4 separate regions of the Mus musculus genome follow, and all the other regions are linked to region 4. The links are chromatin loops, found by intact Hi-C in ENCODE. Cell type or tissue: left cerebral cortex. All regions are shown on one strand. Links, peaks and the distances in the headings refer to the core of each region. The heading gives the core; the rest is flanking DNA.

Evidence for each region. Hi-C counts contacts between places; a loop is a spot of excess contacts. Peaks named below come from ENCODE experiments on the same cell type or tissue, not always from the same donor. Only the 100,000 strongest peaks of a DNase experiment are listed, where the experiment ranks them.
Region 1: a loop joins it to region 4, with 5 times the contacts of the local background. A loop is called at or near these places in 3 of 42 quality-filtered maps.
Region 2: it touches region 4 in a loop (8-fold over the local background); 12 of 42 quality-filtered maps call a loop at or near these places.
Region 3: a loop joins it to region 4, with 7 times the contacts of the local background. A loop is called at or near these places in 7 of 42 quality-filtered maps.

The regions. Positions count from the first base shown.
Region 1 is chr3:41,474,931-41,478,881 of GRCm38, forward strand. It overlaps Gm40040 (a long non-coding RNA gene), which reads right to left. Exons shown (of 5, transcript XR_867192.2): 4 at 702-806; 5 at 1-464. Among named protein-coding and RNA genes, the nearest start is that of Gm40040, 7.1 kb to the right of the region's middle. In left cerebral cortex, for the core only: a CTCF peak has its summit at 1,938; a DNase peak (open chromatin) is centred at 1,832.
Region 2 is chr3:41,180,582-41,184,532 of GRCm38, forward strand. No RefSeq gene overlaps it. Among named protein-coding and RNA genes, the nearest start is that of Gm40038, 9.1 kb to the left of the region's middle. In left cerebral cortex, for the core only: a CTCF peak has its summit at 1,889 (motif pointing right); DNase peaks (open chromatin) are centred at 1,192 and 1,889.
Region 3 is chr3:41,740,680-41,744,630 of GRCm38, forward strand. Sclt1 (sodium channel and clathrin linker 1) reads right to left here and starts at 1,835. Exons shown (of 21, transcript NM_001081411.1): 1 at 1,316-1,835. The coding sequence starts at 1,349. It overlaps D3Ertd751e (DNA segment, Chr 3, ERATO Doi 751, expressed), which reads left to right and starts at 1,939. Exons shown (of 6, transcript NM_001099785.1): 1 at 1,939-2,010. In left cerebral cortex, for the core only: CTCF peaks have their summits at 2,004 and 3,005; DNase peaks (open chromatin) are centred at 1,276, 1,905 and 2,896; H3K4me3 peaks cover 1,989 bases; H3K27ac peaks cover 1,627 bases.
Region 4 is chr3:41,561,445-41,565,395 of GRCm38, forward strand. All of the region lies in intron 1 of Jade1 (jade family PHD finger 1), which reads left to right. Among named protein-coding and RNA genes, the nearest start is that of Jade1, 7.7 kb to the left of the region's middle. In left cerebral cortex, for the core only: CTCF peaks have their summits at 1,911 (motif pointing left) and 2,477; DNase peaks (open chromatin) are centred at 1,962 and 2,326; H3K4me3 peaks cover 1,380 bases; H3K27ac peaks cover 1,143 bases.

The sequences.
Region 1 (3,951 bases), core at 580-3,079, 86 kb before region 4:
CATGGACAGAGGGCAGGGGGAGAAAGAGAAGATTATAGTTTGTTGGCACGGGCACACAACTAACTCACAGAATATCTGTGCAAGAATAACCAAGAAGGAAATAGCATTAGCATTAGACAGCTCTTTGAACTTATTAAAAGATAGTGACTCTTTCTTAAGGAAAAGGTCTTTAAGTAAACAATGCCTCTGACAAATACACAGTAGGCATGCCTTCTCATGGTGCTGGTGCAGCAGGGAGCCAGGGGTTGGCCAGCTCTGCGTCTGACTTTCCAGAGAAGTAAGTAACCTGGGAAAACATGGACTCTCTTCAGGGAGCACACAGGTGACTGGGGTCCCTCCCTTGGGCCTTAGCACGAAGCAGGTACTTACTGTTCTGGGCAAGGAGGCAGCAGAACGTTCAGGGAGCTGGCAAAGCTGGCTGCTGTAACAGGAAGATGTCTTTCAGGAGAGGGAACGAGCTCATCCTTAAAGAGCATCAGTGAGTCATAAAAAGGGAGAACAGAGCAGGTATGAGATGCAGGAGAGAAAATGTCATTGATGCTGCTCAGAGGTGCAGATCCCAGATAGAGCAGACAGGAGTAACTTTGTTTGCAAGTAAGACCCCCTAGCAATGATCTAATAAGATCATCCATCATCATCATCCATCATCATCATCGTCATCATCATCATCACTATATAAGAAGATATCTCCAGGCACTCACCTCTCAGTGACTTACGCGTCAGGACTGAAGAATCCACTTCTTTGTTTAACTTTTATCCCCAAGACAACGTCAAAGTTCCAGCTTGCATCCATGTTCTAGGTGGCTCTAAAGAGAAAGGGGTCAAAATGGTCACCTGTCACTTACAATTGGACTAGGGAGCCAAGTTATCAGCTTTGCGGTCTCAGCACTTTCCGCCTGCTGCGTACTGTTTGCTGAGGACTCGGAGGAAAAACTTGTTCAGTATTTGTTCGAATGCGGTCCTGGTCTAGAAGTCTTTCGTAAGTACGATTCTCTTTCAGTCTCTTCTACACAGTTCCCTGTGTTCTCCTTACTGCAGCTCCTTCTTCCTACGGTGGGCTTCAAGTTGTCCATTTCTATCTTTACTCAACCATTCTCCAAGAACCTAGGCCACGGCTACAGAGCGAATTTGAGGCCAGCCTGGGGAGCCAGGCTGCTCCTTCCTCAGTGCTTCTGCTCCAATGAGAAGGTCCTTTGGGGTGAGTCATCCAGACACACACTCCTTTCAGGGTGGACAGTCAGAAACCACAAACAGAGAGGCAGTCATGGTACAACATGGGACCCCAGGGGTTGTGCTTTGCGAAGAGCATCTGCTCGTGGCTGAAGAAGGGGAGCATCTCAGACGACATCCTCCAGCATCCTTAGGAAGACCTGCCACTCCCTAACAAGTCACATGGAAAACAGCAGCTCACATGCAAGAAGAACCTCCCTGCAAGATACCCCACAAGGAGTATCTGCTGCCTTCTCCCTGCGTGCAGTGTCCCGCAGACCTACCTGGTCAGGGTGAGACCATTCTTCTTGCTTCAGTTCCCTGGCCCTTACCCTGTGCCATACACAACCAAGGAGCCCAAGCCATACATGCACTGTTCAGCACAGACCTGTGTCCCCAGCCACTGCTACCTGAGTCAGCGTGTACACTACGGTCACTTGGCTCCATTTTTTTTTTCTTTGTAAAAGGAAAAGGCAAAAAAACTTCATGGCTTAAAAGTAGAAGTGTCAAGATGGTGTTACAATTATAGCACCAGAGTCTGGAGAGATGCCTCAGACATGGAAAGCATTAAAATATAGAAAGCTGCCTTTCTAAAATAGCTTTATGGCGCTGACTTAAATGGTTTGGATGGCTCCCCTTTAAAGTTTATTTTACTTTTTCTTCTTTTGATTGTAACCAGTCATCTGAAGGATAACCAGGAAGGAGCCCTGTCGGCTGTAGGTAGATAGCACCTCCGCCTTCCAAAACGCAACTGGAGGAGGCCTTTCAGATGAGCAATGTCTCTTTTGTGGTTGTGTTTCCTTTGGTGTGCGCACTGGGGACTGACCGAGGAGCCTTGCTTATGATGGGTAAGCACTCCATCGCTGAGCTGCTCAACGCCCCCAGGCTTAAGGAGCAGAACATTTTAAATGAGCTATCAACGGGACTTTGGGGAAAAAGGGGTATGGAGGGGAAGGCAAGTACAATGGTTCAGACAGTAGCTGAATACTCGTAAGGAGGGCATCGCGCTCCAGAGCTGAAAGCCAAGGCTATTTCCCTTTCAGGCTTGAAAACAAGAAAAAAAAGCAAATTAGGCACCGAGAGTACCCACACCATGAAAACTGTCACCTAAAGCTTCTCTTCACGGATGAGAAATGTCAAGGGTATTTCTAAGTTAATTGGACGCACCATCGAGTATGGCAATCTCAAGTGCATATCCTTCGAAAGGCTTGGGGTTGATGTCTTTTAAGCCAGTACCTTCATGAAGATCTTTAATCTTCAGGGGGAAAAATGTGTGGTAAGCTCTATATCATGTCTAATTTTTAAATTAGAACAAAGGTCTCTGCTCAGGATGGTTGCTACTGGAAGGAGCCACATCATATTGAGACACATGGGAGCCTGAACACCTAGTTGGTTAGCTACTTGGCCAGTGAGCGAAACACGAAGGAGAGCTTGCAATGTTTTCTCCATGTTTTTACTGCCCTCGTTAATGAATGCCACCCACAATGCAAACTGTAGGTCGTCAAGGAGAAATAGCAGAATAAGGCAGAGTCCTAACACTGACGGCCATGTCTTCTGACTCTGCAATCAGCATCTGCAGCTTGCATGTAGCATTTCCAATTTCATGAAAATGTAGTCTTTCAAACGTGCTCTTTTTTTTGTCCTATGCCTACACTGCAAAGAGATAAAAGTCAGAAATTTTAGTTTAAAGTTCATTCTTTTATGTTTATGTAACCAACTTATGAGAGCAAGTGTTGTATCCGTAGACAATCCCAGGAAGTCTAGAGATGGCGTGTGATGCTTCGGAAGGTGCTCAGATAACGGCATGCGCCCTCAGTGATAAATGAGTCTTTGAGCCGAAGTGTCAGGCAGTTCAGCTAGCAAAAAGGCAGCTGTAAACAGTCCAGGCAGAGGGCAGGTTTGATATGCATGATGTTGCTTGAAGTACCTGCAGGGCATCAATCACCTGATGCAGAAGAGCTCCGTGATCAAGCTTCCTCAAAGGAAATTGGCAAATTTGTAAACAGAAAGACTTCAGCTCACTGAAAAATGCAGGAATGTGAATGACAGGGCATTAGGTCCTGAAGGAAAACCCACGCCAATCATCAGTTCATTCATTCATTAGCAAAGACTACAGTGAGTATCTGTTTAAGCACCAGATAACTGCAAAGTCCTGGCATTACAAAGATGGAGAAAACAGGCCTGTGCTCTGTAACTGCTGGGTTTTACTGAAACAAATGCCTTCCATATATGCTCAACAAATGCACACCCATAGGTGCAGCAAAGGACACTACTGCAGAAACGTAATGCTGTTCCTGGGATTGCACAGATGGAAAACAATGGCAATAAGAAGCAGAGAACACACAGTAAATACTCTTCAGCAACAGAAATAACACAGCGACCAGGCTGCGGGTGAATGCCGCAGGCGGAGCTGACGTGAGAACATCACACTACATGAGCCTGTTTATGTAACATTTAAAGGTGAAAAAACCCATGGCACTAGGGCACAGAGCATGGCTTCCAGTGAAGTGAGGAGTGAGTATCAGGCTAATGAGGCAGGGGGCTGGCTGGGGACCGTTTTGATTTGTGAGCTGAGCCGCAGACACCCAGGTGTGGATGTTAGAGGTATCTCTCTGCTCGTGGGTCCTCATCAAGGACGAAGCAAGAGTCAAAGAAAGATTCAGTGAGTCCGATTTCTCAGAGCAAAGGAAGATTGTCTGCATGTAGATCTGAGGATCCACAAGGCCTACCTTTTACCTACCA
Region 2 (3,951 bases), core at 558-3,057, 380 kb before region 4:
GGGTTGGGGGTGAATCTAGAAGGAGCTAAGGGGAACACTAAGGAGTTTACATTGAATGAATGCATGGGATTCTTAAAGATGTAATAATAAAATATGTTTAAACATTGGCCCATGATATGCAGAAGCAAACGATACAGAGTTGCTCAGGGTTACCATTTAATGACTTCAGGTTTAGGGAAGAGAGGAGTCCTAGGAAGCTCACAGTGACAGACCTCTGATAGCAAGCTCACACATATACTACCCTATCCTCCTCTACTCAGATAAACGTCTTAAAATTGGCATTTTAACAGAGAAACTGGTGCTCATGGAGGCACGACTATTAACTGACAAGCATAGAATTTCAACCCTTCAGTGGCTGACTCCACGGCTAGCACTGTTATTTGTAGCCGCCTTCTCTCTGGTAGACTTTGCCAGGATGGTGCCTGGAGTCAGGCAGGCTTATCGCCGCCAGAGAGCCTCAAAGGCACAGTCCAAAATTAGGAATGATGAGGACCGAGTTGTCTGTCATCTGGAGGTGACTGCAGCCATTTCCCTGGCCACTGTCAGCCCCTGGCAAGTACCTCCCAGACACAGGTGCTGGGTTGACACCCTGGGCTCAGCCAGATCTCATGGACAGAGCGACTCTTGGCTCTCCTCAGGTGGAATCCAGTGAGGGACCAGGCTGCCCAGTGATGAGTGATTCAGCCAACCATCTCTTCGCTTGTGTGTTGCTGCTGTCTTCCAGCTCAGATGTATTACATCGTTGGCAGATGTACTTCATAGTCTCTGTTATTTCTTCATTCAGGAAGGAATGTCACAAGCTTCAGTTAGAGGCAGAATCAAGATGTCTCAAAATGCAAGCTTCCTTTGGACACTGCTGGCTGGTTTGTTTACGTTTTCATACAGTAAGCAGCTGCTGCAAACAGCTCTTGATGCTTTTCCTTGTGCTTTTTTCTACCCGCTCTCCCGAAGCCCCCCATCATACCCTCAGACGTCCTCTCTTTCTGCTTCCTCTCGATACATCCTGCATCCCTGACAGCCTCCGACAACTGCTGCTGAGTGATTGTGTCAGCCCCATAACACAGGTGCCTGTGCTGAGTGGATTCTTTCATGGCTTCTTGGGTCAGGATGTGCAGGAAATGCTGAATATACCACAAGGAGGAGATTTGCCTGGGCTCCTTGTGTCCATGCTTCCAGCCAACATTCCCGGATTCCCGTGGATCACGCTCCAACCCAGGCCCGAATACAAATCGTGCTGCCATGTTCTTCAAGAGGTGTCAGCATTCATGAAAACTGAATATGAGTGAGTTACTCTTATTTTTATAATTTCATTTAAATAATATAGTTTATTATCATAAATTTACATGTTATTCTATTGCAAATTAAGCCATACCAGGCTTAGCTCCAAGCACAAAGTTTACCCCTTATGAATATTATTTTCACAGAGACTCTTAGGAAGGACATAGATTATATTTAAATATTTTAAGAACTCGTTTATTTTCAGAGACTTAGGGAGTGTGATTATTTGTCCTGCTCCCAAGATCCTACAAAAAATAAAAAAGCGGGGCACAGCTGGGCGGGTTGGGATAGCACCGCTAGTTTGCTTCTCAGCCATATGTGTGCTGAGTGCTTCTCTGCTGTGTCTTCCCCGTGCTAGAGTTTCAGGGACTTAGAGCGAAGCCTGGCTTCAGAACCGGTCACGTGATAGCACAGATGAGAACGGTGACAGCTGTTCAGATACATGACCCCCAAACCAAAAGACACAAGGAAGAGTGGGACTGACCTGCCACTTCAAGCAAAGCAAAATCCTCTCCGCTCCTGGCTACTCTGAGACTTTGGCCACCAACCTGGAGCCATGGTCCACTAACTGTAGTAGAACTGGGGCTCTTGCAGTTGCCACTACTCAGAGGGCCACCAGAGGGCGCTTTCCTCCTTTCAGGTTCTGCCTTACTGAACACCGCTCCTTTTGATGGATAGCACTGAGTTTCTCAGGAGCTGGGGAATTCAGCTGATGCAGCTGTGGTAGACAGCTTGGGCACGAGAAAACGTCAGTAATTTTATGTGTGTTTCTGTGTATAGTTCTTCACTTCTGTCTCCTCTGGTGAACTGTGCACTTAAGAACCAGGTCTTGTCTGTGTTTATCTCTCTCATCTGTGGCTAGCCCGGAGTCTGATGTTTAAGAGGTTTTAATAAATACTACAGAGTGTGAAGAGCTGATCTTGATACAGGTTTTAGGTTTCTGCCTCTCTGAGCCATCTGAGGTCAGCTTGACCTGGGATCCTTATTCAGTAGGTCTGGGATGGGGGTGCAAACACATCTTTGGAAAGCTCTGTGCTCCTAGCTAGCTCTTCCTGCCCCACATGTGGGCTCCTTGGCTTACTGCCCTGGCTATGGGCTGCTGAGTATGAGAAATGAATCCCTGATCCTTGGGTTTGCCCCCGAGCCCCTTCAGCATGACCCCGTCTGCCCTCCCACAGGCCTTTCTGTTCCTCTTCCCATGAGCACCTTTCCCTGCCAGAGATGACATCACCTGCCAGCTGTGGGAGACCAGCCGGGAAGACCCGGGGCTCTTGGTACCACCCACAGGGGCAGCTGCTTCTGCAAGCTGGAACTCACCAGCTCTCGTTCTGCTTCAACCAACACTTAGACTGCATGGATGCTAGAACAGAGGGCATCCCAAAGCTAAGGGGGGCGGGGGTCTCTTCTCTTATAATGAAGGCTTATACTTTTGCTTCCTCAGAGTTCCGTTTTCCAAGGTTTTGAATGGGAAATGTGTGTACACGAGAAGGTTGAGGAGAGGAACTATGGATGGGGGAGATTCCTCATGTTATGTGGGTTGGCACTGCGTGAGGAATGCAGAGAGTTTCAGTCTTTTGGGTCAGGTGGTGCTGCATAAATCCCAGTGTGAGCTTCATGGGTGTGGATGGGCAAGTCAGCTAACACTCCGAACCTCAAGCACCTCACTGGTCAAACTGGACAGTAGTGTCCCTGTTTAGCTTACATGCAGACTTGGCTTTAGATGCAAAACTGTCAATGTCAGTCACTCTAAGTCACAGCACGCGAGGCTTGCTCTTGGAACTGTTACAGGATGCTTCGTTCATTGTCCCTGTGTCCTCTTCTCATTTGGCCATCGTAAAGGAAAACAGTCATTTTTTTTTTTTGTTCCTGCACTTTCATCTCGTGGACCTGGTGATTGATGCAAGTGACTGTTTTCTCTTCTTCAAAGCAGCTGCTAGAAAGCCCAGAGCCAAACGTGTGGTCCGATCCGTCAGCATCAACTGTGCTCACCATTATAAGACGGTTTTGGCCACATGTGTGGCTCTGTTCACGATTCCCATGTCAGAAGCCGGCTCTCACTTTTCCGTGATGTTACTATGTATTATCACTACTCTACAGATCTTAATCTTTCTGAAATGAGACAGAATGAAATGAAAATGCGTTTGCCACTAAGTATGTGAACACACAGGTTTAGAACATTTTTCACAATGTCTGGGATAATAGGCTCATCACATCCGAGCTGGTGAATGAGCGTAATTACCCTCTGTGAATCTGAGCTGGCTTCTTGTGGATTGTATTAGAAGGGTGTGGTGAAGAGGTTCACAGCCGTAGACAGGTTTCCCAAGCTGGAAAGGTGTTATTGCATTAGCTAGTGGTAGGTGTAATTCTAAACACACTGACAGCTCGAACTGTCCAACCACTGCAGAGAATGCCTTGTAGATGAGCCTAGCCTAGCACAAAAATAACCCCAAAGTTATTTCAACCTATATGAGTTTCTCAAAGTGCATTAAAGGAGGATTTATTCTTTGCCCGTCATACATCATAAAATCGTGTTCCTTCTCCTTCCTAATTCCCTCTCACTCACTATTTCCCAACTTTTTTGCTGCCAACCAGATTCACCCCCCACACCCCCCGTTCCCTGCTCAGAGAGGTAGGGCACCAGGCTCTGTGATTAGATTCTGTCTTCTTTCTCAC
Region 3 (3,951 bases), core at 886-3,385, 180 kb after region 4:
TCTAAAACTCATCTTCTAAAATTCAGGTGTCTCTCCACCAAGCAAAACTCATTTACGATGATCACTCAGATTGTGATCTATCCATCTTTATAGAGTGAGGGAGGTTTTTCCTACTCATTTGCTTAAGAAATAATGCTATTGTAATGTCAACACACACACACATGGAACGTATACATATGTATGCATATATCCCACAACACTATAAATAGTGTGTATGGGGGTGGGGGAGCAGAGCATTTAACATGTATTAACCATAGGCACAGAGAAGCTAAGAATTTTGACCAAGATCAAACTTGTAAAATGTGAGAGCTAGGCAATATATGTACAGAAACAAATCTAAAGAGTATGTCCTTACTTCTGGTCTCAATGTAGAGTTCAGCATGTTTCCCCAACCTTCTCTGTAGCTCAAGAAAATACCTGAGTTTCTCTCTTTCTCTTTCAAATCTCTCAGCCTTCAATCTCTACATCTTCCTTAGGTCCTATAGGTATCCTTCTTACCTATGATTACAACTGCAGCTAACGAACTGTACTCCTCTATAAACCTCTATGTAGTGTTCAAGGCAACTGTCTTGTTTTTAAACAAAGCATTACTACCAATTCCTCAATGTTGCCAATAATTTGGACACCTAAACCTTTCTTATCAGTAAACACATAGTGGTATGTCAAGATTCTGTCCAAATGGCATCTCCTCTGGAAGTAGTTTAATAACCGCATAATAGTCAATATTTGTTTAGCTCCATGTTAGTAGATGCTATTTCAATGTTTGCTCAATAATTCCATCAACTACTTGGAATCTGATGCAAACGAGTCGGCAGTTGCTGCTGCTTCAGTGTATTTTTGGTATTTATGTATCTCCTTCTGCCAGCTACATGCTTGGAGAACAAGAATCTCCTTACATCAGCTACATGTATAGCACCTGGCACGTAATGAAACATAGGTCAACATCTTTTAAACTAACGACCTGAGCAATGCCTGGAGGTCCTAACCTGCAGGCTTGGAAACTCTTCCTGGCCATCAGCCCTCCAGTTTCTTCGAGCACAACAGACGCATTGCATTACAAATCTATTTCGTGCCTGGCCGACTCCAGTGCACGCTCAAGGAATATTCTACAAGTATTTACTAGCGTCTCAGCTTCGTTAAGTACATACATAGCCTCATGTACATCACCAAGCATTTTGTGCAGAGCACTTCTTTTTAAGTTTTTAACATTTTTCACGCTGGGACCCGACCAGCATTCACAACACATTAGTAGGTCAACGATAGCGACACTGCACCTTACAGATGAATTTTCCATCAGGGAACAGAGCGCGCTTACTTTGGTCTCTCAGTAAGTCGATTTCTGTGGCCATTTCGATATTTTAGTTTGGAGTTTTCATCACGTTTATCGATTCCTCGCAGGGGGGAAAGAAGGTATTTCTCAAACAAGCAAGCAATCGAACAACAACAAAAAAGCAGCCTCCCGCTGTGAGGGCAAACAAAAAGCTAAGGGGTCGCAGGGGCAGCCGAGCCCTGGCGCGGAGACATCAGCATCCCACTCACGCGGCGGCGCAGCCCGGCCCGCCGCTCCGCGGAACCCAGGCGACGCGCCTCAGACTCCGTTCCGCGCTCGGCCGGACCCGGCCGGACGAGAAGGGCCGCGGAGCCGCGCGCGGCCGGAGGGCGCCGAGTTCCCGTCAGACCGCGCGGGAGGATGACCCTGCGACGCGCCTGGCTGGGCGGCAGCGTCCCCGCCGGCTGAGGGGCGACGCCAGGGCCGCGGGAAAGCAGGAGCGGCCGCGGAGTCCACTCGGCCCGCCCTGCGACTTTGAAAGCGGTGCCCCAGACCGTTCCTTGGAGACGGTGACGCCGCGTCCGTCATCACGCGTGCGTCGGTAGGCGTCATTGCGCCGTCTCAGGCGCAGGCAGGTGATTGGCTATCTGTCAGGCGGTGGGCGGGTCCCTGAGGCCGCGTTGGGGGCTGAGTGGGTTGCTTGGCGCCTTCCGCAGTGGCGCAGCGAGTGTCTGTCTGAGGTAGTGTGGCGCATTTTTAATTTAATTAATTTTTTTTTTTTTGTATGGAAACTGTGATAGGAGCAGGCACTAACTAGGTAGGGATTTTCATTGCCCACCCCCGAGTCTTGGTTTTGCAGACACTAAGCGTCTGTGGGAGTCTGTGCAGAGAGGTCTGTGAGTCCTCGGGCTGAGGTGACTCAAGGTCCCCTCACCCCGCCCCCCAGTTTAGAGCTGTCGCTCCTAGGTCTGAAACTGGTTCTTGTGCCTAGAAAAGAGAACTATTGTCCAATATTTAACCCTGTGGCTTCAAGAAGGCACCTGGTCAGGATCCAGGATAGCCTGCAAATCTAGCAGGTATTTCAGAGATGTTTCTTCGGATTTAAGGAAAGATAAAATTCTGCAAAAATAAAATGAAATTTGTACTGGGGCATAAACTACCGTTCACAGTTTTACGAAGTGATATTATGAGTATTTGAGCTGTAAAGCTTGAAACATAAAACATACACAAAATATTGGGGGCAAAAGACATTAGCGATAAAAAAATGCTCACTTGAAGTTTATCATTGGCTTTTGAGGCTTTTAATTGATTATATTTTTATGCATTGAAATACAGTTTCTTTAAATATGCTCAGGGCCTGAGATAGCTTGGTTATGAAGTGCTTGCCTGGAATTCCCCAGCACCCACATAAAAAGCCAAGCAAATCCCCTTTAATTTAAAGATTAAATGGCCTTTAATAGTAGTGCTTGAGAGGAGCAGACAGGATGAGGGAAAAGGGTGCTCTCTATCCAGCAGCCTAGACAAATTTGAAAGTGACTCCAGAGTCAGTAAGTCATTGTCGCAAAAAGTAAAATCAGGCATGTTAATAAGATTTTTTTTTCCTGTTTGATAATATCTGGTGAAAATAAAGGTAGGTTAAAAAAGGTGAACAGCCTTTGAGAATGACATCCCACTGATACTCTGCCTCAAGCTCAGTCCATACACAGCTATAGACGTACTCCCCCACGTGGACACACACAAAAACAAAACAAAAGGCATGTATGCCCTGGATGAAGTTTGGCTTTTTGTTTAACCGTTGAAGACGTTTAGTAATCTTGTACTCATAAAACAGTATCAACAGTGTTACCCTCATTCCTCTAAAAAGAGTCGCTGCTAAATATGTATGTGTTGGCACTAGCCATGCAAAGGGTTAGTTTAGCTTTGAATCAGTGAAAATTCAACCCGGTCTGGTTTTTAGTGGCCATAAACGTAACAAAAAAAAAAAAAACACACTGATTGTGCAAGCTCCATTTCTTTTTTAGGTTCACTATAGGGTACTTTCTGAGGAACATTTTTTATTGACTCAAAAAGATTTTCCTACATTTGGTAGGAATATATTAGGGTGAAGAAAGCCAAGTGTGACTTCTGTATTAAAATTATCAATGGTTTTGTCTAAACTGAGTAGTGAAATAGAACTTTGATATTTGCACTTGAAGTGCTTGTTTTTATATGATCATGGTCAAAATAAGCACAAGCCAGTTGAAGTTTCATGCATTGAAAACTAATGGCAGGTTTCACTGGTAATTTTAATAAATTGACACTAAACATCTAGTATTGACATTAAACATGCTAGGCTTCTGTCTAGCAAACCTTCAGAACATATGAAATAGGAATCTAAGTAAGCGAATTGGAAAGCTAGCTCATCACAGCAAGAATTTGAGCCCAGAAAATATGGCTTCAGTATCACAACCGTTGACCACCATGTGATATAAATTATGCTGAATGTTTTAATGTTTATAGCTAGCTTCTAATTGCAATAAATGAATGGCTACTTTACATGTTTTATTATAATCTCCAGTGATTTACTGTTCATTTTTCAAATGGTTTTATAATGTGTTGTAATGTGTTGCTGAGTTAGCCTTCCCCCTTAAAACAATTAAAAAGACATAAGCACCCAGAATTCAAATGGTGTGATTAAAAAC
Region 4 (3,951 bases), core at 463-2,962:
AACAAGTTTCAGGCTAGGCGGTCGTGGTGCACACCTTTAATCCCAGCACTTGGGAGGCAGAGGCAGGTGGATTTCTGAGTTCCCCCGCTCCCACCATTAGGAATCCCACAAGAACACCAAGCTATACAGCCACAACATAAATGCAGAAGACCTATTGACCATTATTCTTAATCTGTGTCAGAATTGAGAGGTCATAGCCTCTGTATTGTGGGGAGAGTGAGCCATTTTACATTCCTTTTGTGCTCCACTAATACATTGCTTTTTTTTTTTTTTTTGCTGGATGTTTTAGGCAATAGACTTGTCAGGAAAACAAACAAGCATGCAAAACAGTGGCTTTATTTTATTTTTAAACACCTTCTTGGATTTATTTAGCTTATGTGTGTGGTGTGAGGGTTCTTCTGGGACGTATATGCCTAATATCCGTGGAGGTCAGGCGATGATGTTGGAGTCCCTAGAACTGGAGTTCCAGATGGTGTGAAACCACCATGTGGCTGATGGGAACAACCAAAGTCTTACGAAAGAGCAAGTGCTCTTAATGTTGGGCCATACCTCCAGGCCCAACAGAGGTTTCTAGAAAGTACTTACTTATTTAGATAGAATGAATAAAGGCTGGCTGGAGGTTAGAACGGGTGCAATCAGTTTGTCACAGAGAGATGATGGATGAACAAGATGGCAGTGGTGATGGAGACACCTCTCTTGAAAACCTCCCTCATTTCTCTCTCTATCTCTGTCTCTGTCTCTCTCTGTGTCTCGTGTGTGTGTGTGTGTGTGTGTGTGTGTGTGTGTGTGAACTGTAGACCACACAGTACTAGTAAGGGTTCTACCCATCATTTGTCGCCTCACTTGTTCTTAGCAGGACGGAAGAGCGAAGCAGAGATCCTGTCAGGGAGGGAGTCTTTATGCTCCTTGTTAAGGAAATGGGAGAGGGAGAAAGAGCACACACATTTAGGATTTCTGCTGCTTTGCTTTGTTTCCTGAAAAATAATTGAAAGGCACAGTTAGGTTTTATTCTCCCATTTATCACACTATGACGTCTGTGAATCAAACCTGTTTTATTCAGAATTATGATCTTGTCTTTTGGGTTCAATATCTGATTTTGTAATTAATAATCATTGTTCTTATTTTCTAAATGGAAATTTTAATGTGTATTTTCCTCCTTTGGATATTGACTGTAATATAAATGTATTTCCTTGGGGACTCCATGAAAATAATTATTCTCCATAAAAAAGTTAGTTTTTAGTATATGAAAAACCAACAGCCACTCATTTTTTACACATATGTATCAACAGGAATCTGGCGATTGCTTTCATACTAGTCTAAAGTTTGAGTTTAAGTGTTATTCTCAGTCCTATTTGGAAGGAGAAAAATGTCCAGTTCTGACAAGAACGCTCTAACATAAAAATCAAGACATTTTTCAGAAGGTGGTTGTCTTTTAGTGGGTGAATGCTAATTTTCAATGAGTTCAGTACAAATTTAGGTAAAGCTGGAGTTCCCCATCCCAGAATTAGATTGTGTTTAAAATTGTCATTCGAATTCATAACTCCTTCAAAACTGTTACTACAAAAACAACTATTTCTTATTCATCCTAGAAACAAAAAACATTTCACTCAAACTATTCGCTTTAATACCCATGTTCCTAGTCGACCTGATTTAAAACTAATTTGCAATAAATGCATTTCTGCATGTCGCCCGGAGTTGGAACTGGGGCAGCAGTTTTGGAGGGGGTGATTTCACAAACCTTCTTCCTCCTAGGAGACACCTGGAGGGTTTGCGGGCTCCAGAGGTGGGTGAGGGGGGAGAGCCCCTCTGGCTGCAGTCAGGACCCCAAGAGTTAACGGGAGCAAGCCCCTACCAGCGGCTCCCCGCCCCACCGTCCCCACCCTCTCCTTTGGCTGGGGATTAAAGTGCTCCCCCCTGTGGCAGCAGTGACCCAGAAATGAGTCTGCGTCCCCGCGCTTCCTCCGCCGCCAGCCGCACGCCCTACCGGGAGGGCCTGGGCGCGCCGGGCCGGCCGAGCGCGCGGGCGACAGCAGGGGCCCGCCCGGCTCCCCGCGGGGCCTCGGTGGCCCGGACCCATGCGGCGCGGCGCGCAGCCCGCGGAGGCCCAGCCCGTGCGCAGCAGGTACGCGGGGGCGGAGGCGCGGGGGCGCGCGGGTCGGGGTGCGCGTCTCAGGCCGCGGCCGCGGCGGCTGCAGGACGAGCCGAGAGGCTCAGCCATATTTGATGGTTTTGTTGCTTCGCTCGGGAGTTCTCGGGAGTAATGTAATGCCGAAGGTCGCTGCCTAGTGGAAATAATATAGTACGTCATTAATATGGCGCCAAAAGATTGGGCTGTGGATCTGTAGCGCGGAGGGAGGAGGCGGCCGCCCGCGCCGCGGCACTATCCCACCAGCAACTTGGGCATCGCCGGGTGGGGGCCGGCAACGAGGCCGGGATGGCCGCGGAGCCCGAGAATTGATCGGTGTCGGATCAGTAAGTTCTATTCCGATTATTATTTTCGATCGGAGGAGGGCGAAGGTTTAGAGCTTTTCCTTTTAAATGTACGAAGAACATGAGGTTTTCAGGTGATTCATCCAGCGTTTTCAGCAGCAGAAACCCAGTTTAGTTTATACATTAAAAAAAAAAAGCCCAACTGCCTTAGGCTGCATGAAAGTGGAAAGCATAGTAGCAACTTGGTAGACAGATGGCAATGGTAGAGCGCAGGTTCGCGTACATATATGTTTCCAGAGTGTTTGACAGTGTGTGTTTTGGGGGGGAAGGAGGCTGTGAGGGTATGTTTTCCCAAACATAGGTGTGAGGGGGTACATCTGTGTGAAGTGGCCGCAGCCCTGGTTCCTGTCACCGCGTCACCACATGTCCAAAATATTCATTGCATCAATTCAAGGGCAGTGAGAAGGGGATGAAGGGACAGCTTGGCAATTAGATTTTTCTAGAATGGGTTTCCAATGATGAGACCTTTTACTTCCAGCGAGACTGCTTGTAAAGTGTAAAAGACTTAATCGGTGAAATTGAGGAGGACTTCATTGGTAGAGCAAAGTACCTATTAATCATGAACTTAAAAACGGATTGCAGATTGCAACCTTTGGCACCATCTGCAAATTGTGGGGGTGGGGTCTCTGTGTCTCCTGGCTCCCTTATGAGCACATGCACATGCGGTGTGCACCCCGGGACTGCAAGTTGCAAAACCTTCCCGTGCACGTGTCTGGTGCCTGTGAGTGTGTTTGCGAGTTGGGTGCTGTTGTTCGGTAGCCAGTAGGCTTTCTGGGTCGGCTCGGCGTAGGCTTGCAAATGCGGGAGAGGGATGGAATGTGGAATGTTGACCGGAGAACCGAATCCTTTCGGAACGGTCCCATTTGCTGGAGAAATTCGATACCTTCCACCTCCTACCCGCCCCCCCCACCCCCCTCCCGCCCGCCTTCGGGCAGGAGGCGGGGCTGAGGACGCCGCTGCTGCTCAAAGTGGCGGAGCGCGGCGGCGGGAGGCAGGTGCACAGCACCGCCGGTGGGGGTGCCTCAACTTCCGCGGGCGTTTAAATAGCAGCCGGGCTCCCCTCCCACCGGTAATAGGTGACCTGGCGCTCGCGGGCGGCGGGGGAAGGGACTGGGTACGCCGGGGCACGAGCCTACGCGGCACGTGGGCAGGTGCTGGTTGGCCCCAGGGCCAACTTTTGCAGCCCGCCCTCCCGCGCAGGCAAGAGGTGGCCGGCGCAGAGACGGGGCCGGGCGGCGGCCCCAAGGCGGTTCCTTGTCGCTGCCCGAGCGTCGCCTAACGGTCCCAGGCGCTTCGGGTCCGCGCGGGGGTGGCCCGGCCCCGTCCCCACGCCGGAGTCCCGCACAAAGCCCGCGGCGCGGGGTGGCCGCCGCCCGTCGCCGTCCCTGTTCCCGCGTCGCGGCGGCCGCAGGCGTTTGTTTGTTGCTTGCGCGCCGCCCTGCGCGCCGGATGGCTTCCTGT